5 separate regions of the Homo sapiens genome follow, and regions 1, 2, 3 and 5 are each linked to region 4. Evidence: chromatin loops called from intact Hi-C (ENCODE). Cell type or tissue: endothelial cell of umbilical vein. All regions are shown on one strand.

Region 1 (5,000 bases), 76 kb before region 4:
TCTACCCTCACTCCCTCACTCCCTTAGTCCATAGCTAGCTCTAGATTTCATTCCTTTCATTTTTTTATGGAATCGACTCTTATTTATTTTTAAAATTTACTTTTATTATAAGCTGACAATAATTGTATATATTTATGGGGTACAATGTGATGTTTCAATACCTATATAGATTGTGGAGTGATTAAATCAATCTAATTAACATAACAATTACCTCACATACTTCTCATTTTTTATGGTGAGAACATTTAAAATCTACCCTTTTAGCAATTTTGAAATACATAATATATTATTCTTCACTATAGTCACCATGCTGTGCAACAGATTACCAGAACTTATTCCTTCTGTGTAACTGGAACTTTGTACCCTTTGATTAACATCTCTCCTTTCCCTGTTCACTCCCTAGAGGACATTATGCTAAGTGAAATAAGCCAGACACAGAAAGACAAATACCACATGTTCTCATATTCAGGATCTAAAAAAAAATCAAACTTTTAGAAGCAGAACATAGAATGGTGGTTACTAGAGGTTGGGTGTGGGTGTGTATATTAATTTCATTCTTTACAACCCCTTCATGGCCAGCCTGCCATAGTGAAGCCACCCTCAAATTGAAACAAACTTCTGAGAATGAACTGAAAAAGGAGAGGGAAGATGCAAATCGTGCTTCATATCTTAGAGTCCCAGGGGATCACTGCCAGTAGAGGTGTAATTAGTGAGCCTTTAGTAAAGTCACTGGGATTCTTTTTCTCTCACCGTTTTAGTGTGGTGACCATTTGCTAGCATCTGAGTTTCTTCAGTTGATCCTGAGAACCTCCATTTGTCTTTCCCAGGGTTTCCTCAAGGCATGAGTCTGGTTCTCACCAAGCTCCAAGCATCACTGATTATAGCCCTCACTGGATGCTCTCCAAAGTCATCAGACACAGTTAGTAGCTCACTGGTGAACATTTACCCCTAACTCTCTTACTGCTGCTGAGGCCAAGCCGAAGGATCTGGAGGACACTAAGTAGACCACTATTTAAGAACAGAGAGACACTTATAAAACCAGCTGGGGAAAGGACAACTATGTCCAGCCTTTTGTCATCAATATTCCATTGAGCTGGATAACTGTGTCCCACTTTTTAAAACTAAATGTTTAATTTTGAGATAATTGTAGAGTCACATTATTGTAAGAAATAATACAGAGGAATTCCCATGTACCCTTTACCCATTTTCTTCCAATGGAAACATTTTGAAAAACTACAGGACAATTTCACAACCCAAGATACTGATATTAGCATAATCTACCAATCTTATTCAGAGCCCTCCAGTTTTATTGTACTCACGTGTGTGTGTGTGTGTGTGTGTGTGTGTGTGTGTATGAATGCATTTGGTTCTGTGCAACATAATTGCAAGTGTAGGTTTGTACAACCACCACCACAGTCAAGGTATAGAATAGTTCACCAGTAGGTTCCCTTTGTTGCCCTTCTTACACGTGTCTCCCTCTTCCTCTCCCTTCTCTCCAATCCCTGTAAACCCCTAATCTTGTCCTCCATTTTAAGAATATTACATAAATGGAATCATATAGTATATAACCTTTTGGGATTGGCTTTCTTCACTCAACATAATTCCCATGAGAACTGTCTCATTTTTGTCAAAATGCTTGGGAGATTATCTGATAATTAGGATGATTACGTTTCTTAGTTTTAAAGGATTTTAAAGTTAGAAAGTATCTTTAATATACAACATTCCATTTGACTCTTTCAAAGGAGCAGAAAGTAAAGGTTTAAAGGAAAAAACAAGTATTGGTGATAGGATTGCATTTTCTAGGTGGGGCAGAGATTGGCTGGATCTCCACTAAAACCACCACCTCTTCCTCTTGAGCCTACCACAGGACTGTGTTTTCCAGCTTCTCTCTTGGAAAGACGTAGTTAGGTGACTATGGCTTCTGGACAATTGGAAGTGACCAGGAGCAATCAGTTCCAGTTCCAGTCTGGTTCATAAAAACCTCTCGCACATGTCCTTTTGCATCCCTTTTCCTTCTGTGACAATCTTGGAAACCCATGGTGAACTTAGAGGAGCCACAAGGTGGGACAGACAACCCCTATTTAGCTCTCCAGGATTTCTTGACATTTAGAGTTCTGAGTCACAGGAGGTGTGGGAGCAGCTACTGTGCGCCTGGAGGAAGTGGAGTGGAGGGAAACAATAGCAGACTCCAACAGTTCCTTTCCCATCATTTCCTCCCCAGTGTGGTGGGGCTGCCTCCTGTCCCAGACCAAGAAGATGCACTGTCTTCACACACACATTCAAAGCGGCAGCCTCAGGTCACCTTAGAGGTTTCTCACGGTTTTCTTTGAGGTTTTTTTCCTATAATTTTTCTTGAGTTAATCTTAAGAAAGGGAACTGTGCCAATTCAGCATCTTGTTAGCCATTATTTGAAGGTTTTTAATCTATGAATTAATTTATTTATTTCTGTTATTATAAAAGAAAAAAGAAGTAGAAATGAGAAAAATGTAACCTTAGGTTTATCTTACCAAAACTTATATTTGTAGTATGGTAGAATTCCTGTGATTTTGCTGGCTGAGGGAGCTTTAGCTCCTCTGGATAATCATACCAACATGATGCAATTGAGGTTGAATGAGGAACTAAATTCAGAAAAGGAAAGCAAAGGAGTCACGGGACCGGGTTGACTATGAAGACATGGAAAGATGTGTCTTGACGTGTCTAGGCATGGGTTGCAACCTTCCTAAATCTTCCTGCAAACTTGCTTCTCATTTCTGCTCAGCTTCCTGTTCTCATTAGTGCCATTCAAAGATGTTTTTAGTTCTTCTCATTTCTTTGGTCTATTAAGACAGATGTTGAAGTGGCATGTTTATCAGCAGGCAGAAGTGACAGTGATTCTTTCCACATGAATAGCTGCAAATGAACACTGGCTTCTGGAACTTACCTCTTGGTAGTCTGTCAGGATCTTAACTGCTTCCCTCTCCCCAGTCCCCAGCATGGCCTGGGGTGGATTCTGAATGATGCTCTGGGTTGTATTTTTCATTCTTTTTTATTTCTTCACCCAGAAGAACAAGTGGGTTTTCATAATAACATCCTTTCCCAATAAGGTCTGCTCGCCTACAAACTTTGGAGAGAGAATGTTTACCTTCACGAAAGATTTTCTTAGCATAATTTGGAATCTTACTCTAAAAAAAAATCCGCTATGTCCTTTTAACAAAATGTGTGAGTTGATTGGCAATAAAAACAGGGGATAAACTGGTTTTTAAGAAACACTTATTTATAAGGCCAAGAATGACTGTTAGGGAGCTCCTTTCTAAAGTACTGCATTTGATAAGAAGTGCAAAGGAACAAAGTCAATATTATTGCTCAAAATGGATTAAAACTTTAACCCTGAGTCGTAACACCTTCTAGAGTACCATAAGAATAGAAGGCTTCTTTTGGACTTGACAGTGCATTTTGGCTGGTGTTCCCATGCAGTGAGCTGACACACTCACTTTGGACACACAGTTGCCCACATACTCTCACACCCACAAACATATATCCCCAAAGGAGATTCACTCTGTAGAGCAGAACAAGGAGGAGACTGAGCATGCAGGGCTCCTCTGTGGCATAGCTTCACGAAAACCAAAGGAATGGAAATATTCATCAGAAAATCCATGGCAACCAAGACAGAGTATGCAGTGATGCCCTTGACTGGGTATCCAAAGAGTGGGTCCCTGCATGTGGAATGGAACAATCACATGTAGAATAGGATAGTTCAAAAACAACTTACATTGCCTGTTTTCTTTTTTCTTGTAGCATGTTTTCTTGTCCACTTATGTTGTGCTTATATGAATATAAAAATACATATGCACATCCTCACACATACCAGCTGGATGTTGAAAGGAAGAGAGTTGGAATAGTGAAGTGGTAGAGGGACATGGGACCAGAATTAAATGCTTTATAATAAGTCTTGATATGTAGGATAGTAACAACAGTTTTGTTGTTTTACCACATCAACTATATTTCATTCTTCACATTTCTAAGTAAATTTTAGAATCGGTTTCCACCAAATGACTTGTGGTGAATTTGTTTGTAATTTAATCTACAGGTGAATTTAGGGAGAATTCATATTTCTAAATGTTGAGTGTTAAAATTCATGAGCATGGATTCTTCTTCCATTATTTAGGTCATTTAAACTTCTCTCAATAATATCTTACCATTTTCCATGTAGATGATTTTATATATTTTGTAAGATTTATTCCTAGAAACTGTTTCGTTTTGATGTTTCTGTGAATGGTACCATTTTCTAATTGTTTATTGCTGTTTATCAAGTGGCATTGCTAAATTCACCTCTTAATTAGAATAACTTATTTGCTGCTTTTTAAAGATATTATTTTTTTCCAGTCCTATGTCTATTATTTCTTCTTTCTTTGTTGAACTGGTGAAGACTTCCCATACAATATTCAGTAGATCAATTACTCTGATACAATTCTGTATCATTATTCTGATACAGAATTATTAATAGTTTACCTTTTTCTTATGTCAATTTTGATAAATTAATATTTTATGGAATTTTAAAATTTCATCTAAATTTTTAAATGTATCTTCAGAAAGGAATTTATGATATCCTTTTACCTTTCTAAATGTCCACAGAATCTGTAGTAATAGTCTCTTTTTATCCTTGATATTGGTTATTTATATCATTTCTCTTTTTTCTTGATCAGTCTTGCTTGACCTATCCATTTTATTAAGCATTTCAAAGACCCAGGTTTTGGCTTTGCTAATTATTTCTGCTGTGAGTTTGTTGCTACTTAAGTTTTGGTTTTGTGCTTATTTTTTGCTATTGCCTACTGTCTTTGGAGTAACTTGTTCTTCTAACTTCTTGAGGTGCATAACGAGATCACTTATTTTTAGACTTCTCCTTTTCTTTTTTTTTTTTTTTTTTTTTTTTGAGACTGAGTCTCGCTCTGTCACCCAGGCTGGAGTGCAGTGGCACAATCTCGGCTCACTGCAAGCTCTGCCTCCCAGGTTCACACCATTCT
Region 2 (5,000 bases), 390 kb before region 4:
GAAGAGTTCAGTTTGGGAAGATTGGGAGGATTCGGATGATAAGTTTTTTTTTTTTTTTTTGAGACTGGAAGATGAAGTACTGCAACATTCTCTAATTTTTGCGTCCAACAAGACAGCCTTGACAGTGTGCGTTGCCCAGTACGGAATCAGGCACGACGGGGATTGGCGGGGGCGGGTGGCCAGAGCCTGTGCTGTGATGGCTGGACCCTCTAGAGGTCAGCAGAGATCTGGGAGTGGGGACTTGGGAAGGGCTGCTTCTGGTGGTGGATGCTGTGGAGTTAGTCCTGTGAGACTCTGGATCTACCAGGCCCCTTCACCACCCCTGCCCCATCATTGCAGGCTCAAGCAGTGGCTTCCAATCAACCTGACTTCAGTTAGAGCATCTGCCTAGCAACTGTGGGCACATACAGTAACATGGGGAAGTCATTCTCCTAGAAGTGAGGGTTAGGGAAGAGGGAAGGGAACTCAAAGGAAGCAGAGAGGATCTCTTCCCCTCACAAATGCTGGGAGAATGACAGTGTCCAGGACAGTGAAGAGTTGAGACTGACCTTGACTTGAGTGCGCTGTGTGAATGCAGGCACACCAGCTTCCAACCAGCAGATGGTTTGAGAATGGCATCTATCACAAGGCCAGCTGTCCTGGGGCGAGAGCCACCGGGTGTGGGCACTGCCATGCTCTGCAGTGGGCAGGGTGAGCTAGAAGAATACCTCATGTGGGTACTGCATGGTGGGCACCTCACATGGGTGCCGCATGGAAAGTACCCCATGTGGGTACCGCATCGTAGCCACAAGGGCAGTGTGGGGAACAGCTGATCTCCCCTGCTCAGGTCCAGGCCTCAACTTGGTGAGGAGCTCCTGGAACCCACTGTGGCTCCTGACATTGGGGACTTCTGGGATGAAGTCAGCTGGCTGTGGGGTCCCTTTCTAGTCCTGCTCTCTGGGATGCTGGTGAAGCTGCCCTCCAGTGCCAGGCCCTAAAAACCCTCCTCTCTAGACATGTCTGTTTTATGCAACTGTCGGTCTCTATTAGACAGTCAGCTCCTTGAGCCCATGGGCCGTGTCTGGTTGACTGCACCTGACCTAGAGAAAAACGCTGATTGAAGACTGCATAAACTGGCCCCTTTCTGCTCCTTTCCCCCTGCTCCTCTGCATCCTAATCAGTGAGCCGTCCCATTATCAGCATACACAATCCCCAAATCCCCCCAGAATATATCCTCAAAGGTCTCCTACATGCTAGTGGGAGAGTCCCCAGCAGCCACCATGTAAGCTCTGGGGGTCAAGCCGGGGTTTGAATTCTGTGTCCAGAATTATGAATTCTGTGCCGCGTTGAGCAGGTAACCTTACCCCTCTAAAAACACATTTTCCACACCTTGATCCTAGAACAGTACTGCGTCTAGAATCGGTTTCTTCTGGTGGGTTCTTGGTCTCGCTGACTTCAAAAATGAAAACATGGACCCACCTGGTGAGTGTTACAGTTCTTACAGATGGTGTGTCCATAGTTTGTTCCTTAAGATTTTCAGATGTGTCCGGAGTTTCTTCATTCTGATGGGTTCACGATCTTAATGACTCCAGGGGTGAAGCTGCAGACCTTGGCAATGACTGTTACAGCTCTTAAAGGTGGCATGTCTGGAGTTGTTTTCCTTGGGGTTGCTTCATGGTCTCGCTGGCTTCAGGAGTGAAACTGCAGAATGAGTGTTACAGCTCATAAAGGTAGTGCAGACCTAAAAAGCCAGCAGCAGGAAAATTCATTGCAAAGGGGGAAGGAACAAAGCTTCTGCAGGGCACAAGCAGACCCAAACGGGTTGGCTGGGGGGTTGGCCTGCTTTTATTCTCTTTTTTGGCTCCACCCACATCCTGCTGATTGGTCCATTTTACAGAGTGCTGATTGGTCCGTTTTACAGAGTGCTGATTGGTCCATTTTACAGAGTGCTGATTGGTCCGTTTTTACAGAGTGCTGATTGGTGCATTTACAAACCTTTAGCCAGACACAGAGCACTGATTGGTGCATTTACAATCCTTTAGCTAGATAGAAAGGTTCTCCAAGTCCTCACCCAACCCAGAAGCCCAGCCAGATTCACCTCAATGCTAGAGCTTATTTCCAAGTTGTTGTGGATGATCACATGCAAGGGTGAATGTTAAAATACTTGAAAACATGTGACGTGGTCACTGAACATCAGAACAGATGCTGGTCATGGACTATGTGAAGGACTAGAGTCCAGGAGACCCCTGACAGGACAGACATGGACCCTTTAATTGCTGGATGAAGCTGGGGCAGCAGAGGTGGATATTGGCCCTGATAACCTGGAATTCATTATATGAAGCACAGGGACTGTATACCACAAGCGCTCAATAAGTGTGGCTGGTTGTTATTACCTTGAGTTTTCAGCCTTCCTCCCCTCTCTTCTTCCCTTTTTTCTTTAATTTCATATATACTTATTGAAGACTTTTCTGTTCTTCTGTGAGCCATGGAGATAACACAGATGAGTTGGTTTGTCTTCAAAGGGTTTGCAGTCTAATTAGGGAGACAGAAGTGACTACTACAATACAGCATGTGGAAGGAAATGCTAGCAATTGGTAGGAGGAGCTGGGAGAGTCAGAACGGGGACGCTTCAGCCAGCCTGGTGTGGAGGTGAATTCAAGGGAGTCCTCCTGGAGAAAGTGAGCATTAGCTGAGGCTTGAGGGTCTGAATGGGGATAATAGGTAAAAAAGGTAACTTCTAATCTTCATTGGAAAAAACTCCAAATACCACATGTAAGGGAATGAAGGCCACATGTAGTGTTCAGACGTGGCCACATGTAGTGTTCAGACGTGGCCACAGTGTGGCAGAAAAAGCCCAGATTTTGGTGGCATCCCTCTCCTCTAGAGGACGTAAAAGACGCTGCATTCAGTGCATTGGACAGAGCTTCTGTCAGGAGTCCAGGGCATTGGAGGAGCCCGAGCGAGGGAGACAGTGCCCACAGAGCTCTTGTGGCTGGGCAGCTGTATGCTGGAGTTCTGGTTGCTTTCCTGAGGGAGGACTAATTTCTCCCCCAAGATGAGCAATCGTGGACAAGAAAATACAAAAGTCCTCCCTTATCTGCGGTTTCACTTTCCCAGTTTTGTTACTTGTGGCTAATAGCGGTCTGAAGATATGAAATGGAAAATTCCAGGAATAAACAATTCACAAGTTTTGATTTGAGTGCTGCTCTGAATAGCGAGATGAAATCTCACTCTGCCCCACCCACGATGTTAATCCTCCCTTTGTCCAGTGGATCCATGTGTAGATGCTACCTACACGTTAGTGACTTAGGGGCCCTCTCGTTTATCAGATTGCAGTGCTTGTGTTCAAATCACCCTTATTTTATTTAGTAATTGCCTAAGTGCAATTTCTAAGTGCACTTAGTAAAAAGTGCAAGAGTACTGATGCTGGCAATTTGGATACACCACAGAGAAGCCAGCAAGTGCTTTCTTTAAGTGAAAAGGTGAAAGTTCTTGACTTAATAAAGAAAAAAACTGTATGCCAAGGTTGCTGAGATCCACAGGGAGAGCGAATTTTCTATCTGTGAAACTGTAAAGAAGGAAACAGAAATTCGTGCTAGTTTTGTTGTTGCACTAAAGCTGCAAAAGTTATGGCCACAGGACAGGATAAGTGCTTAGTTAAGATGGAAGTGTTATTAAATTTGCGGAGGGTAGACATGAGCAGAATCGTGTTCTGATTAACAGCAATCATGTTAGGCACCATCCCTGGTTTCAGGCAGTTGTTGGAACGTACCCCCTCGGATAATGGGGGACTACTATAGCGGTATCAAAAGCAATAAGAAAATAGAGATTAATTAAGAATCCAGGTATTTTTGGAAATAGATTTTCCTGTGAAAGAGCTGGAGTACTTAGGGTGGATGGGGGAGTGAAGCAAGGGGCGGCCCTTCGTATTTTTGTGCTGGGTGAATGATCACCTTCCCTCTGCAGAGATGGGAAATGGAAGGCAGAGATGTGCAGTGGGGTGATCGCTGGGGTTGGTTGAAATAGAGGGAGGCAGCACCTATGACATGGTGATGCCATGTATGGAGCCCCAGAGGGAACTCAAAATCATGTCCGAGACAGTGCTAGAGTTCAGCCAGGGAACTTTACTAGATCAGTTGTTATGGCTAGGAGGGTTGGTGACAAAAGAAGGGAGCTTGAACTGGGGATGGATGAAGACAAAAAGAAGAAGAAGAAATATGTGGGAGGAACGACTGAGAAATGCCATGAGTGGGGGACTGTGTGGCTGGTGGCTGGGCTTTCAGTGTTCTCGGGGGCATGTACTACGTTTGAGACAGAACCATATAAGGGATCCAGGACAGATGAGATCACGTACATGTAGGGTGCTATGGCAAGCAAAATAGTCAAACTAATAGAAATGCAGAATTGGATGGTGTTTGCTAGGAGCTGGGTGTGGGGAGGAGCAAACAGGAAGTTGTTGCTCCATGGGTATAAAGTTTCTATTATGTAAGATGAATAAGATGTGGAGACCTGCTGTACAACATAATCCCTGTAGTTAACAATATGGTATTGTTCACGTTAAAATACATTAAGAGGATAGCTCTCATGTTAAGTTTTCATACCACAAAAACCAACCAATCAATCAACCACGCAAGCAACACAAAAGAACACAAGACAGCTGGCTACTAGCTTCTTATCTACACTTATAATCATCCTCTCGAAGCTCCCCCAGTGACCTGTGACACATCCATGTTTCAGAGCCACAGTTAGACCCCAACTTGTGTTGACCCAAAATTTCTCTGCTTGCCCACAAGGGGACTTCACCACCTTATCTTACCCCATTTCTCCACCCCTTTCATCAAACACAGTTGTTATCAGGCAAGCCGATCAGCTTGGTTCAGTCAACAGATGTATTCATTGGGATTTGAAAGATTTCAAGTTAAAGTAGAGTTTACAAATGATCCAGTCCAGTGCTCACCACTCTGTCTAAAGCTCAAATCCCTTGTATGACATCCCTGTCATGGGGTCATGAGCTCTTTGCA
Region 3 (5,000 bases), 250 kb before region 4:
GGGACTACTGGCAAAGCTGCTTGCACTTAACTGAGATATGGCTTGTGTTCTAGTGAACCTTCTCTATGTTCACCACTCATTGAGAATTCCCTAAGGAGAGAGTATGGTTGGGTCTGTTTGCTGTCATGCAACATGGAGCTATTGGAGATAAATCTCACCACCTCCCCCTCACTGGCCCCCGGCTCCTCCCCCCCCCCCCCACCGCCGTTCCGTCAGAAGTAGTTGGCCCCTGAATTGGTCTGGGTAACAGGATTACCTTCTCCTACTAATCAATTCCCAAGAGCCTTACTTTCCTTAAAAGCTTAATGTGTGGTGTCCTCTTGCAGCTCATCTAGTGCAGTACTGAGGGACAGATAGAAGTGTAGTCATGAGAGGTGATGCTGGAAAGGAAGGCAGAGGCTGGGTAGTGATACATGACATTTAAAAATTTTACTTTTTGTTTTACTCAAAATTATGTATGCTCATAGTTTGAGGAGGTGAGTAATTGAACACATTTTACTATACAACAAAAAAGTGCTGTGTTCTAGGTGTTCTTTCATATCTTCTAGAGAAATATATATATATTTTATGATACATAATATTTTTAGAAGTTTGTGTTTTATCCTTTCAGTTATAAGAAATTGTTAAAAGATGTTAAGCTGGAGAGTAACAAAATTAGATTTGAATTTTAGGATTGTAATTCTGGAAAAAGGGTGGAGGACAGATTGGAGATGCGACTCGAGGCCTGGAGACCAGTTGGGGAAGATGCCTGATTTGGGGTAGCGCTGCTGAAGATGAAAGAACAGGGGGCATGTTTGAAATGAGAATTGACAGAACATAGATTTAGAGTAGAGAAAGAGGAGCTGTTGTCTTCTGAGTTCTTTCAGCTTAGATGTCTCAGTGAATTTGGTGTTATTTGCCTCGTTAGGGACTATGGAGATAAGAGCAGGCTAGGATAAAGCAGAATGATAAACTTGGGTATAGATATGTTAAATTGGTAGCCTCTGGAATGTTCAAGTAGCTATTGGTGATGGCAATATGGAGCCATGGAGAGACCTTTGGCCTGGAGTGGTGGGTCTGAGAATCTTGGTTCTTATTATTAAATCCTTGCAAGGAGATGACCCAGGGAAGAGGGCATTGACCTGAATCTTACCAGAAAAGCAATTCCAGGAGAATACTTTAAAAAATTGTTGTTTGTTTCCCCCAGATTACATATTTAATGTATTAACTGGTCCTTTTACTCTCCCATTCAATTGGAATTGCCAGATCGTTCAGCATATTTTTATTGGGTTTCCATTATGTACTAGGTGCTAGGAGCTTCAGAAGGGATACGAAAATATCAGAAGAAAATCCTTACCATCAGGAAACTTAGAATATATTGAGGGAAACAAGATACGTCTTATACATGTGAAAAGGTTAAAAATCAACAACAAAAAAGAGGGCAATAATTAATTGCTGACTAAGTGATGTGGACGCTACATGCTAGGATTCAGAGAAGGGAGACATTTGTGTTTGAAGGATTGTTTTCGAGTCTTTCTTTTCTTAATAAAGATCAAGTTAAATCTCTCTGAAATACATTCTTAATGTATATTAAAGGGGAAAAATGTGAATATCAAAAGAAGTAGATTCTCACATTTACAGTGAAATTTTCTTTACTTGAATACTCATGCAGCTTACTAGTACATCATCACTTGATTATTGTAATTTGGTTATGCTAGTGTATTAGTTAATTACAACTCAATATTTAGCAGCAAAGTGCTTAATATCTTGACTGAGCTTTACAGCATTCCTCTGTCAGTTGGGAAGCAGCCCTCAGCAGAGAGGTTTCTGCATTACCATCTCTAGTTTTCAATCTTTAATTTTCTTTGGCTCATGGAAGACTACTTTCCTTGGTTTCCATTTCCCCACATGGAAGAAAAGTGTTTATAGGACCTATCTCCTGGATTTTTGAGAAACAACTAAAAGAAATAATTGTTATTAGGTTAATGCAAAAGTAATTGCAGTTTTTGCTGTTAGTTTTAGCGGCAAAAACCGCATTACTTTTGCACCAACTTAACAAATATAAGGCACATTACAATAGACTGGGACAGCTTTGAGAATGACCATCATCGGAGTTTCCCACTAGCAATAAAAATGAATTCTACAACAAATGCAACACTCTATTTCTGGAGGAAGTATACTGAATTCGTGTAAAGTGTTGGTATTCTTCAGGCTTTTATTGTACTGTTTATACAGAGTCCTCTTGACAGCTGTTATTAAACAAAATAAATGAGTCTTAATGACCGTAAGACAAAGCTAGATGTTCCTAGCTTGTGAGATTATGAAAAAACTAAAGAGAATCATTCCATCCAGAAGATATAAAAATTGATCATTTTAGGTAATGAGTTTTGTTCATATAGTTGAAGGAATACACATCTGTATGCAGAAAATTCAGTCATTCATTCACTTACCAAATATTTCTGTGGCACTTACTATGTGCCTGGTGCTGTGCTAAGCACCAGGGAATTAGTGGGAAACAAGACAAAGGCTCCCTCCCTCGGGGGATGTTCAGCCTACAGTAGAGGAATATATTAAACAATACTTCCATAAATTACTACCTGCTGTGACGAGTGCTGCAAGAAGTCCAGCACAGGGAGCTGTGAAAACATAGAAGAGAGGACCCAAACCTGGTCCGGGATTCAGAGAAGGCTTCTCTGAGGAAAAGAGACGCATGCTGAGACATGAAGATTATGTAAATTGTAGTTAAGTAGAGTTAGGGAAGCGTATTCTAGGCATTTAAGGCCTGGGATGTTTATACCTGTAAAGATCTAAAGACAAGAAGGAGCATGGCCCCTCTGAGAAAATGAAAGAAGGCCAAGTGGCTGCAGCGCAGACTGGAAGGAGGCGAAGGCTCCAGACACAGCTGGAGAGGAGCCAGGTCCGACTTCATCCACCAGGGGGCCTCAGCAAGGGGAAGCCATTATCAGTAGGCATGGATGTGAGAACTTTTTAGGAGGTAGATCCAACAGGACTTGGATATGGGGGATGAGGAAGAAAGTGGAATTAAGGTCAACTCGCAGGGTTTTGGCTTGAATCCCCAGGTTCTTTTTTCTTAGATTAGGATCACTAAGGGAGGAACATGTTTGCAGGTCTTGTCGTGAGTGGGAACAGAATGAATGGGGGATAGAGAGTTCAGTATGGGATGAGTTCAGTGTGGGACATACTGACTATGAGGGGAGATATGGGGAAGGCAAGAGCAGTTGGATAAGTGAGTCTGGAGATTAAACAGGTCTGGAGATATAATCTACAGCCCAGCAAAGTAAGCAGGAAAATTCTGTGTATATCTGAATGATGCCAAATTAATATATCTATAAATTTTGTAAGTAGAGAATACAGTTTAGTGTGACCCCTAAATAGTCTGAAGGAAGGTTTCAGAAGACCAAAAATTTATGTATATTTTCTCATTGGCATTTACTTGTTCAAAATATTGGCATTTACTTAGGCCAGCTAATAATCATAACTTTACTTGAAACTTATATTGACTACTTGGTATCATGCCCATCAAAACATAGGTTTGGAACAGAGACAGAAACCAGTATGGTCATTCCCAGTATTCCAAGGGCAGAAAGAGGCCATGACCCAGGGAGCCAAATGGGATGAGCCCTCATCACGGACCTTCTGGGAGGTAGAGGGCACATGCCATGGGGCTGAGACCTGAAGCCTGGAGCCTAGCCCACTGCAGAAGGGCCAAGTGAAGCTTGGCTGCGTGGAGGCTCTCTGGCTCTGGCAAGAGGCCTTTCTGCAGTTTAGGCTCCATTGAGGGGGCTTGGCCTCCTGTGCCTGCTCCAGAGGTGCCTCCATGGATATGGCTGGGCCTTGTCTCCTGGAGCAGTCCACAGTTCTGGCCACAGCGCTCACTCACTGTACCACCTCTGCCCATTCATGCCCTTTCTCTGCTCTTTAAGGCCTTCCTTCTATTTCTACCCAAATCCAAGGACCCATTGCAAGGACCCGGTATTCAATATTCTGCCAAAATACAGCTTTCCTTTCCCTTAAGGCCACCAGAAGAGCAATAATTTAGACAATCAGTATGAGAGTGCATGGAGCATTTTGTCTGAAAGTCACAATTGGATATCCAAAGACCATTAAACTGTTGTTTATCCAGATTCCAACCAAAGAAAATGCTTAAATAACCAAGACTTTTCCTACACTCTAGAGATACATCTAGTAAATATGGAAGTGAAAGATTAATCTTTGAAAGCTCCTTCCAGATGTTTTAGGAGTAGTTCAAATTCCGACTGACATCCTGCCACTTGTTTTCATTTGTCTCTCTGACTTTTGTCTAAGGATGACCCACAAAAGTTTATTGCATTTAGTATACCATTCCATGTGGGTGTCACTGGAAACCGTGTCTGCTAACTGTGAGGAATTTAAACACTTTCATAAATAAGGCCTTTCCTAGCTCATTAGTGAAATAGAAGGATTAATTATCATAAATCAAGCCTCATAAATGTTGTTTCAGAACTGCCATTCTGACTATAAAATCACTGACTGAAATTAGTCATTGTTAAAAAAAAAATGAAAGAATCGTTCAAAGCACCAATTTCTGGGAGATTTGGCATAGTTTCAGTGAAGGTAACTACTATAGCTCAGGAAAATTTGCTTCCAATGCTCATCTGATTTCAGTTGACAGAAGAGCTCAAAATGGTCCCAAGAAATGCATCTGCTAGTTGGCGCTTTTTTTCCCTGTATTTTGGACAATGGGCTCATTTTGCCATATTTAAATTGTTGAGATTTATAGAGCGTGTGTTTAGGGAGGCTTACATAGATGATGCTACTACAAGATAGGATTTTGGATGAAATAGGAAGGACTCATGCTCCCAAGGAGCCATGGCACTGATTCAAATTCACCTGGAATTGTAAATGACCAGCAGCTGCTTTCTGCCAGGAGTCAGTTTTGATAAGAGTTGGGAGGAAGGGCACAGAGTGGGGAGAGGGAAGGAACACTGCAGGAGTGGGTAGGCAAGACTTAGAAAAATTAG
Region 4 (5,000 bases):
CTGCTCAATAAATATGAGTTGGATGAGTGAACCAATCTTTTCATAAATACTTAACCTACGCATTTCTGCGGTGGTTTTGACTAAGCACAGAGCCAAGCCCTTTTATAATCAACTGGATTAGAAATAATGCTAGCATCTTTTCATTAAAAGGAAAGACACAGACCAGGTACCTGGCCAAACTAAAGGCTACCTCTCATCTTGTGGACAGTTTGAAGACCATGTTTTTTTCATAAGGCTCAATTATCCCCTTCCTTGTTTTAAATTAACAAACAGTGTCCTCAGTGTGTTTGTCTTCAATTGCTCTAGTGTTGGATATTTTCCCTTTTTGTTTTGTAATCAATTGTTTGTGTTTAAACTCTAGGTCTTAAGCAAGCCCACATGAAGCTGCAGTTTTTACTGTGGCTATGGGAAAGTTTTATGATGTCTCTCAGCCTTGATTTCCACATTTGTCAAATTGAGTCACAGTAATAGTAGCTGCTGTAAGGTTGTTTTGAGGATGAAAATAAATAATCCCCAAAAAACACTCAGCATAATACTTGGCAGAGCGAACACGTTCAATAGAAGCTATTAATAACGGTGATATTAATAATACAATTATAATATTGGTTTATTAATTATTATCCTTATTATTTTCTCCCTGACCTCTCCTCTAACTGTTTTCAGAATGACATCATTATGAACCTATTTTATTCGTTTCCTAAGTATACATGCCAATCTGATGAATTAAGCAAAAATGTACCCAAACACTCAGTAAACACCTTAGATACTCTTTGTGTACTAAAACAGGCCATTCTCCTAACGGCATGACCTCTTTTTCTCTTTTCTGTGGCTTTCCCAACTTGCCATGGATGCAGAGGAGAAGGCCAAGAAGGAAGCAGAGGAAAAGGCTCGCCTGGCCGCAGAGGAGCAGCAAAAGGAAATGGAAGCCAAAAGCCAGGCTGAAGAAGGCGCATCTGGCAAAGCTGAGAAAAAGACGTCTGGAGAAACTAAGAATCAAGTCAATGGAACACGGGCAAACAAAAGTGACAACCCTCGTGGGAAAAACTCCAAAGCCGAGAAGTCATCAGGAGAACAGCAACAGAATGGTGAGTAGACTTACACTGGTGAAGGGCTCTTTTCGCGGCATTAATGACATAATGAATGGAAACTGGTGAACAACCCTACTGATGGGGTCAGCTCACAGGGCAAGGCTTCCCTGCTCATCCAGTTCCTTCTGATCCCACCTCATTGGGCTGCAGGATTCCAGCAGAAGCAGCTACCAGCTCACCTGTGCCATCCTCTTCAGGGAGATTGATACCTTTCTGGCCATTTCCAGCTGCCCTGGAGACTCTAGCCAGTGCCTGCCTGCCTGCCAGCTGGGGGAAAATTACCATGATCAACCCCAGCACATTCCTGAGTGTAAAGTGGGTAAATGGAAAGTCATTTTCCCATATATACCATCGCTCTATGAGGGCCAGACCTCAGGTTTGCCTGAGCCTTTTCCTGTAATAGATATCTGTATATCTGTGTGTGTACAAGTGTGTACTTTAGGGGGACCAGCTGTTTCAGTTTACCTGGGACTGGGAGACACAGAGCTTTCTGTTTTAAAAACAGAAGAGCTCCAGGCAAACTGGGGTAAGCTGGTCACCATAGTGTGCATATAGTTATTGATTTCTTATATTTAATGCAACAAATATCGATTAACAACTACGTGCCAAGCACCATGCTTAGCACTAGGGATTTAGAAATGGAAAGGCCACAAGAAGCCCAAAATATCAAAGGTGATAGAGACATCCTCCAAATATTTCTAGTGAAATGTGCAAGTGAAAGTAGTGACATGGCAGATAAAATGCCCGAGGAACATGTGCAGAGAAAAACACATTAGCTTTTTGGGGACTGGGGATTATAAAATGGGGTAAATGTCAGAGTAGGCTTCAAGAGGGGGTTTTGAATGCTGAAGCTGGCTGGTCAGATGGGCTAAAGATACTTCTGAGTGGAGAGAACAAGATGAGCAAGTACACAGGGCTTTGATTTGGTTTCCTTGTTTAGGGGCAGGCAGGAAGTTCTGAGTCTCCAGAGCTTGCAATTGACAGGTTGTGGCTGAATAGCAAGGTAATTTAGCAGTCAACAGACCTAGATTCAAGTCAAGCTGTGCTTCTCCCTTTTCAGTGTCCTTGGCCAGGCTACTTAACCTTCTACTGTTTCTACACAATGTATATAGTAATACCTATTCACAGCACAGGCCTCATGGAACCTTCAGTAATACTCATGATAGTAAAAACAGTGAAGAGAATAACAACAAATAGCATGTATTGACTGCACACTAGATGCTGTTTTAAGTTCTCTTTGTACATATTCATTCTCTTGCCTGCCTGGTGCGACCAGGTAATCTACTCAGAACCGTGTTCTAGCTATTATGCCACAGGGCCGTGGTCAATGATTTCTACATGTAGAAAGTGCTTAGCACGATGTTCTCCAATTATTTTTATAATTAACCATTTATAACATGTAATCAGAGAACAATATTTTAACACATGTAATAATAATGATAGCTTATATCATATTCCAGGAACCTTGCAAAAATTACTTCAGTTAATCCTGGTGACCACCCTAGGAGGCACAGAAGGCCATTGTCCCGACTCGTCCTGCCCCCTTCTGGAGATTGCTCTTAATTCATTTGCTTTGTATTCAAGTGCATTATAGTCTGGAAAAAAAAGTTATAAAGAATTTAATAAGAATTTTTCATGTACCCAAACTACCATTTGATCCAGCAATCCCACTCCTGGGTATCTACCCAGAGGAAAAGAAGTCATATGAAAAAGATACTTGCACATACATGTTTATAGCAGCACAATTCACTATTGCAAAAATATGCAACCAGCCCAAATGCCCATCAATCCATGAATGGATAAAGAAATTGTGATATATGTGTGTGTGTGTGTGTGTGTACATATATATGCACGCGTGCGTGTGTGTACATATATATGTATACACACACACACACACACACGATGGAATACTATTCAGCCATAAAAAGGAATGAAATAATGGCATTTGCAGCAACCTGGATGGAATTGGAGACCATTATTCTAAGTGAATTAACTCAGGAATGGAAAACCAAACATTGTATATTCTCACACATAAGTGGGAACTAAGCTATGAGGATGCAAAAATATAAGAATGATACAGTGGACTTTGGGGACTCAGGGGAAAGGGTGGGAGGGGTGTGAGGGATAAAAGACTACAAATTGGGTTCAGCGTATACCGCTCAGGTGATGGCTATACCAAAATCTCACAAATCACCACTAAATAACTTACTTATATAACCAAACACCATCTTTTCCCCAAAAACCTATGGAAATAAAAATTAAAAAAAATAAAAACATATGTTCATACAAAAATTTTTTAAAACAAAAATTTATTATGTACCTGTTACTGTTTTAGAGGGCAGTACAGGCCCCTCCTTGCTACCCCTTCTGAGGACTGAACCAACTGAGAGATAGGTAACAAAATCAGAAAGTCAATGATCAAGACATCAGCTCCACTAAAACTGGAACTTGGGAAACACAGAGTTGGTCTGCTGAATACATGGGCTTCTTTACATTTTGCTCTGAAATGAATTTACACAACCAGACACTGTATAGCCAGGCACAGGACTTTTCCCCCACCCCAGCACCCTGGCAGGCTGCTTCTAGAGTGACAGAAAAGGTGTGTGTCTTACAGAAAACATATCTCAAAGCAGTCTGGGATGTGGGTGGCTGGGCCGGGCTGTGCATGCTCAACCCTACCTCCCAGATAAATAATCACTCCTCTCAAAAGAGGAACATGTAAGGGGTGGTGAGAAAGGCAAGGTGTGTTTCTTCCCTCTGCTTTTTCTTTTAACAGAGTGGGTTAGAAATGTCTTGCCCTTAGTAAAAGCAATAACAATAATACCACCATTTTATTGAATGCTTAACATGTATCAGACATTGTACTTGAGATTCTATCTACATTAAATCATGTAAAAGTTCTAACAATTCTATGAGGTAGAAAAACTCATTCCCATGTTGTGGGTGGGAATACTGAGTCTCAGAGAAGTGAAATCACTTGTGTAAAGTCAAGCAACCATTAAGTAGAGATCTCAGGTTAAACTCTGATCTGTGTGAGTCTCAATGCTCTGTTAGGTAAACAGCTTGTCCCTGTGGTTTGGTGCCTTCAGGGAGAGGGGCCATCAGAGAAATATGGAAACTTAACTGCTGTTTATAAGAGGCTTACAATATACTTATTCCAGGGATTGGCATGCTTTTTCTATAAGGGACAAGATAGTAAATATTTTAGGCTTTGCAGAACATAAGGTCTCTATTGCAACTACTCAACATTGCCATTTTAAAGCAGCCACAGATAATATACAAACAAATGAGTTATCCTGTTTTCCAATAAAACTTTATTTATAGAAATTAAAATTTGAATTCTACATAATATCATATGTCATAAAATATTTGTCTTCTTTTAACCATTTAAAAATGTAAAAGCCATTCTTAGTTTGTGGGTCATGAAAAACCAGGCAGTAGGGCCAGGTTTGACCCATGGGCCATAGTTTGCCAACCCCAGGTCTAGTCAGTGGGAGAAACCAATAAATGCAAATAAGCTAGTCACAAAGAAGGATATGAATTCTACCATAGGGAAACAAAGACCCAGAGAGGGCAGATGTGGAAATAATAATTCATTTTGAAGTTGGTTAAGGGGAAAGCCTGAAAGAAACAAAACAGGAACCTGAGTCTTCAACAAGGCTGGCTTGATTTCACAACTGTGCTTATTTCCTGAAATAAGCAACAGTCTACCATTTCCCTTAAAAAGTAAGCAGTAAATGAGAGGTGGGAAAAGAAAGCAGTTTAGAGCAATAATAAGAAAGCCTAATGGTGGTTCGGGACTATATTACAGCAGCCTAATTAAAATGATTTATAACTGCACAGAAAGTCTCTTTCACTTCCCCTTGTTTATTGAGTAACAGCTCACGTCAGCCATTACTCCAGATACAACCC
Region 5 (5,000 bases), 220 kb before region 4:
CAAAGTTCGTGAGGTCACTGCCTGAATTTTTCCCTTTTCTATTCCACAAGTGAAGTCACACTCAGCTCTGCTTTGTTTATTCTCATAAATTTGGGATGTCGAGGAGAGGGGGCTGGAATGATGAACTTCTAAGCAAGCTGGAGGGAGTATGGCAAGATGAGAACATGCTTTGGAAGGGTGTGTCTGTAGTCTTTGCCCTGCCATGAAATTGGAAGAGTATAGGGTTGGAATACAGAGCAGGGGTTTGGAGTTGTCCATACTTGGGTTAAAATCTGAGTCCTGTCGTGAACCTGGTGAAATGCTTGTGTGGGTTTCCCCTGCCTACTGGAATCTGTTTCTTTTGGTAAATGGAAATAGTATTTGCTTCCTAGGGTTCTTGTGAGCCTGGAATGAAATAGTCTATGTGAGGCACATAGGAAGACTTTGGTGTGTGGAAAGTCCTTAGTCACTGAAGTCTTGGGACTTCAGTACCGGAATTCAGTGACCACTATGCAGAAGGCTTACACTTTGAGATGATACAGGTGGAAGTCTTGGGTCATCTAAGGGAACAGGTAGGAAGCAGACAGGTCTTGTTCTTCAGGGGCTCTGTGAGGCAGAGTCTGGATCTTATTTACTAAAGCATGGAATCAGCCTTAACAAGGGATTGGTGACTGTCTTTTGGGGCACATGGAATAGGACTTAAAGAAGATTGGGGTAGGTGGGGCAGGAGATCAAGCTACGTAAGGGCAATAGGCATTGGGACATGGACCTTAATTAGGAAAGGAAAATTTTGGAAGGGCACAGTCTCTTGTGGCCATAGAATATCTTTCTACGGGAAGGCATTTACAGTTTGTCTTCATTTTTAGTTTTCTATTTTGAGGAAAATTTATGTTCTTTAAACTATCACAGAGTAAACAACACTGTATTTCATTGATTGAGAGTATACATTCTTGTGTCAGAATGCCTGGCTTCTGTTCAATTATATTCTAAGCATATGACCTTTAGTAAGTTACTTTATTTCTCTAAGCCAGTGGTTCTCGACTGGGGGTGATTTGGCTGATTTGGCCCTACGAGGGTATTTGGCAATGTCTACAGACAGTTTTTGGTTGTCACTTCTGGATATGGGGTATATTACTGGTATCAAGTGAATAGAGACCATGGATACTGCTAAATAGCCTATAGTACATGGAACATTTCCACCACAACAAAGGATTATCCAAAATGTTAGAGTGCCAATGTTGAGGTACATAGTTCTAAGCTGTACCTTCTTCTTTAAAAAGAGAATAACATACTTACCTTGTGGGTTTGTTGTAAGGGTTAAAAGAGATAAAGATTAAAAGTGTTAAGTGTATATCCTGGCTTTTAGTAAGTGTAAAGAACATTTTAGCAATTGTTATCAATGTTACTATTTTGACTTATTGTTGTTTATGTAGTAAATTTATGACTTATGTTTCATAAATGTAGCTGACAAGATTTTATAGGTGTATTAGATACATTTACATTTCACAAGGAAAATTTTTAGACGTACTTTTAATCATGCTTTGAAAGAGATTTTAAAGTTGTCTTGAAGGGTTAATATTGTGTGGCTTATATAAACACAGTATACTACGTTCTGAAACAAATTAGAAATCATAAGTTCCACATGCTATTGTATTTTACTAGTCCTGAAAAGCACAAAATCACAGGTCTTAAATGAAACACTTTGGTATTGTTGCACATTGTTACCTAGGAGGCAATAAAACAAAATATATTTACTGGGAAATGAAGTTCCATCCCTTACTTGTGGGGGTAGAGACAGTAAATTATAATAGTGATTTCAGTGAAAATTAGTAGGTACAAAGCAAATCACAATATAAATGGGAATAGATTCCTACTTAGTATACCCTGACAACACAAATATCCCTAGAAATTGATAAAAGTCCAGTGCTTCTGAAAGCATGGCTGAATGTGGAGTCACAGGCAAGTTCCTTCCTGCTGCGAGGTTCTGAATCGCGGAGCTCTGCCACCAGGGGACAGGGTCGTCCCCGTTGTCCTGCACTCTGGTATGTACATAAATGGAGGACTTTGTGTTGACTTTTCTACAATCAGTTCTTTAATCTTTCAGATGTGTTCCACCATTAGATCATAATCAAGAATTCTCAGAATTAGCACTGCAATTAAAGCATGTGAGAACCCGATGTGAGCAATATGGACTGTGAGATGTGCAATCATCCTTCTGCTGTCATACCAAATTCATAATCCTACATCTTTGATAATTTTGCCATGATTTTTTGGATAATTTTAGTAACTACAAGTGTGCTCTGTTGTTTGTAATAGTACTATCTTTACTGATCACCCCTACTCACTCATGACCCATTATCAAGAAAGTAGGTTAACCCTTAAGGTAATGCAAACAGTGCCTGTTTGCTGGGTAAACAGAAGCCCCATTCCTTCAGAGGACATAATGCTACTATTTGGGAATGAAGGTACTTAATAATAACAATATAATACTGGTGATGAGGATGATGATGGTGGTGCTGATGGTGGTGGTGGCCCATGAGCACAGTTATTGCTAACTTCATACTTTCACCTGTTTGCTTTACATCTGCTTTTCTTTCCTGCTGATTCATTCTATTGAGAAACATGTTCTGGGAGCATGATTTTGAGATCTGACAGATGAGATTCTGATGAAGCCATTGTAAAGCTTAAATCGCTTCCCATTTAGCATCATTATTTTGAATAGAAAGAAATGTTTCTTAAATTAGTCTCTTGTGTCGAAGATGAATCATGTTTAAAGGGTGCTTTTTGTCTTCAGATTCATAGGGTAGATGATCCCCCCTCTTTGATATCAGTGACTTACTTTTGCCACTGGCTTGGGTGGAACATTGTAGGAGCATAATTATACCAGAAGACTGTAAAAAGGCAATATATCACTAGCATTCAGAGCATGGATTTTGGGGTCTGAGAGATGTAAATTTAAATCCATTTTCCACCACTTAAACTTTGTGATTTTTCGGCCAGTTAAGCTTATTCTCAGGGTGGGGCTTACTAATGGTACCTAATTCAAAGGGTTGTGATAAGTAAATGAGACAATGCGTGTATGCTATATGGCCCAATTCTAGATATATATACTAGCTGTTAATATAATGCCTGCCCTCCCAATAAAAATTAATGGCCACAGAATGTCTTCCTTCATCATAATTAACTCTCTGCAAAACTTGGCCTCCCTCAGGCACTTATTCTGCTTGTGCGGGAGATTAATTCTTCAGGATCTCATTTATTGGAGGATTTGTTGGAATGGGGTCTGCAATAGGCGGAGGTGGGAGAATCTGTGTCTCATGCTTCAGGATGATCCTCAAGGCTGTGAAGGCAAAACTTGCAGGTCTGCATAAAGAGGCTAAAAGAAGAAATCCAACCCTTTTATCCTAAGATTCTAGGTGTCACCTACTACTGTTATTCTTTTGATCCCTGTATTTATCTTCTAGTAGGCTCTGCAATGCATAGATCTGTGGGCAGGGACCTTATGTTTCCACCATATATTTAAAAAGGGTAGGTGAGATTTGCAAAATGAAAGTCAGTCCATGTGGTTTGCATTAATAATACTACTGAGAGATTGAACAAATTGAAAGTACTTATTTTAAAAATAAGTCATACTGAATGTTTTGAGTTGAGTGTATTTTATTTATGGAGGTAAATTTTGACCTGACTCCACTCTCAGACTCTTCATTTCACTACAGGTTTACTGAGTGGAACTATGCAATTAGTAGTCAAGCACTGTGAGACATTAAACCAAAACCAAAACAAAAAATGAAATGTGGTTTCTGCCCTCAAGGAGCTAATGACATAATTGGAGAGATATAGGACCCAGACAGGTAATTTCAATATAAGTTATTTGACAAAGGTACAAAGTCATAGAGAATTTCAATATTAAGTTCTTGGATAAAGATGTAAAGATTTAGTTACATCTGCTTAGTTTGGGGGTTCAGAAAAGTCTTTCTGTAGATGACACCTGAGGCTTAAGGATGAGTAAGAAAAACAGCCAGATGTGGAAAGGTGGTATGGGTGTTTTATTTAGAAGGAATACTATGAGCAGATAGTTCATTTTTATCACCGCTTTTGTTATCTGAGTCCCAGTCCCTGCTCTGGCTTGAGTGAGGTTTGTATGCAAGAGAAGGGAAGGATTGCTATGCTGTGGGTATCCTTGTGGGTGAGGGGCAACTCCCTGCCTTAATTACCTTATCGTGAACTAGATTATCACTCCCCTAAGGGCTGCAAGCAAAAGACAGAAAACACCTAATAAAGACCTTTCTCTACTTGAGAACATGCAGTGTGGCCATTTGGGCTATGTGGACCACTTGTCTGTCAGAATGGCCCATTTCAAAGAAACCAGGAATCACTTTAAAATAAGAATCAGGGAAAATAAAGACTCCTACAACTTCCATAAAAGAGTAGAGATTGACAGTAAATGATGAGATGTGATCCCCCCTTTTTAAATTTTCTCAGCTTTTGTAAGGCTGGTATGATTTCTTTCTTACGTAATTGATAGAATGCATCAGTGAAACCATCTAGATCTGTCTGTCTTTGTAGGAAGATAGTATTGAAACAGTTCTCAAATGGTATCAGAATTACCAGCAAGGTCTGTTAAAACACAAATTGCTGTGACCCCCACCCCACCCACTCTAAAGTTCTGATTTGGTAGGTCCGAGTGAGAGCTGTGGATTTACATTTCAAAAAGTTTGCAGGTGTTGCTGATGCTGCCTTTCTGCTGGAGCTACATGTGGATAACCTCTGCCTTAATAGGTATAGGGATATTCAGAGTTTCTATTTCTTGTTGAGTCATTCTTGGTTAAGTTGTGGTTTTTCAAGGAATTTGTTCATTTCATCTAAGTAGTGAAACTCATTGACATAATGTTGCTTGCCATCTTTTTAATATCTGTAAGATCTGCAATATCTCTTTTTCATTCGGGACATTAGTAATTTGTGCCTTCTCTTATTTCTTGATCAAGCTTGCTACTTGTTTATTACTTTTATTAATGTTTTTA

Evidence for each region. Peaks named below come from ENCODE experiments on the same cell type or tissue, not always from the same donor. Only the 100,000 strongest peaks of a DNase experiment are listed, where the experiment ranks them.
Region 1: a loop joins it to region 4, with 2.0 times the contacts of the local background. A loop is called at or near these places in 5 of 110 quality-filtered maps.
Region 2: it touches region 4 in a loop (13-fold over the local background); 5 of 110 quality-filtered maps call a loop at or near these places.
Region 3: a loop joins it to region 4, with 14 times the contacts of the local background. A loop is called at or near these places in 10 of 110 quality-filtered maps.
Region 5: it touches region 4 in a loop (5-fold over the local background); 3 of 110 quality-filtered maps call a loop at or near these places.

Annotation. Positions count from the first base shown.
Region 1 is chr7:31,888,159-31,893,158 of GRCh38, reverse strand. All of the region lies in intron 2 of PDE1C (phosphodiesterase 1C), which reads left to right. Among named protein-coding and RNA genes, the nearest start is that of PDE1C, 180 kb to the left of the region's middle. In endothelial cell of umbilical vein, no CTCF peak of the experiment used is centred here; a DNase peak (open chromatin) is centred at 2,178; H3K27ac peaks cover 746 bases.
Region 2 is chr7:32,202,416-32,207,415 of GRCh38, reverse strand. It overlaps a transcript of PDE1C not described here. Among named protein-coding and RNA genes, the nearest start is that of PDE1C, 130 kb to the right of the region's middle. RefSeq lists an enhancer at 1,076-2,275. In endothelial cell of umbilical vein, CTCF peaks have their summits at 166 and 2,817; a DNase peak (open chromatin) is centred at 2,865; H3K27me3 peaks cover 11 bases.
Region 3 is chr7:32,060,252-32,065,251 of GRCh38, reverse strand. All of the region lies in intron 1 of PDE1C (phosphodiesterase 1C), which reads left to right. Among named protein-coding and RNA genes, the nearest start is that of PDE1C, 7.7 kb to the left of the region's middle. In endothelial cell of umbilical vein, a CTCF peak has its summit at 2,902 (motif pointing right); a DNase peak (open chromatin) is centred at 2,901.
Region 4 is chr7:31,812,009-31,817,008 of GRCh38, reverse strand. It overlaps PDE1C (phosphodiesterase 1C), which reads left to right. Exons shown (of 18, transcript NM_001191057.4): 15 at 855-1,085. Among named protein-coding and RNA genes, the nearest start is that of PPP1R17, 130 kb to the right of the region's middle. In endothelial cell of umbilical vein, a CTCF peak has its summit at 2,581 (motif pointing left); DNase peaks (open chromatin) are centred at 918, 2,618 and 4,888; H3K27ac peaks cover 1,595 bases.
Region 5 is chr7:32,036,540-32,041,539 of GRCh38, reverse strand. The region is part of intron 2 of PDE1C (phosphodiesterase 1C); the gene reads left to right. Among named protein-coding and RNA genes, the nearest start is that of PDE1C, 31 kb to the left of the region's middle. In endothelial cell of umbilical vein, a CTCF peak has its summit at 1,976 (motif pointing right); no DNase peak of the experiment used is centred here.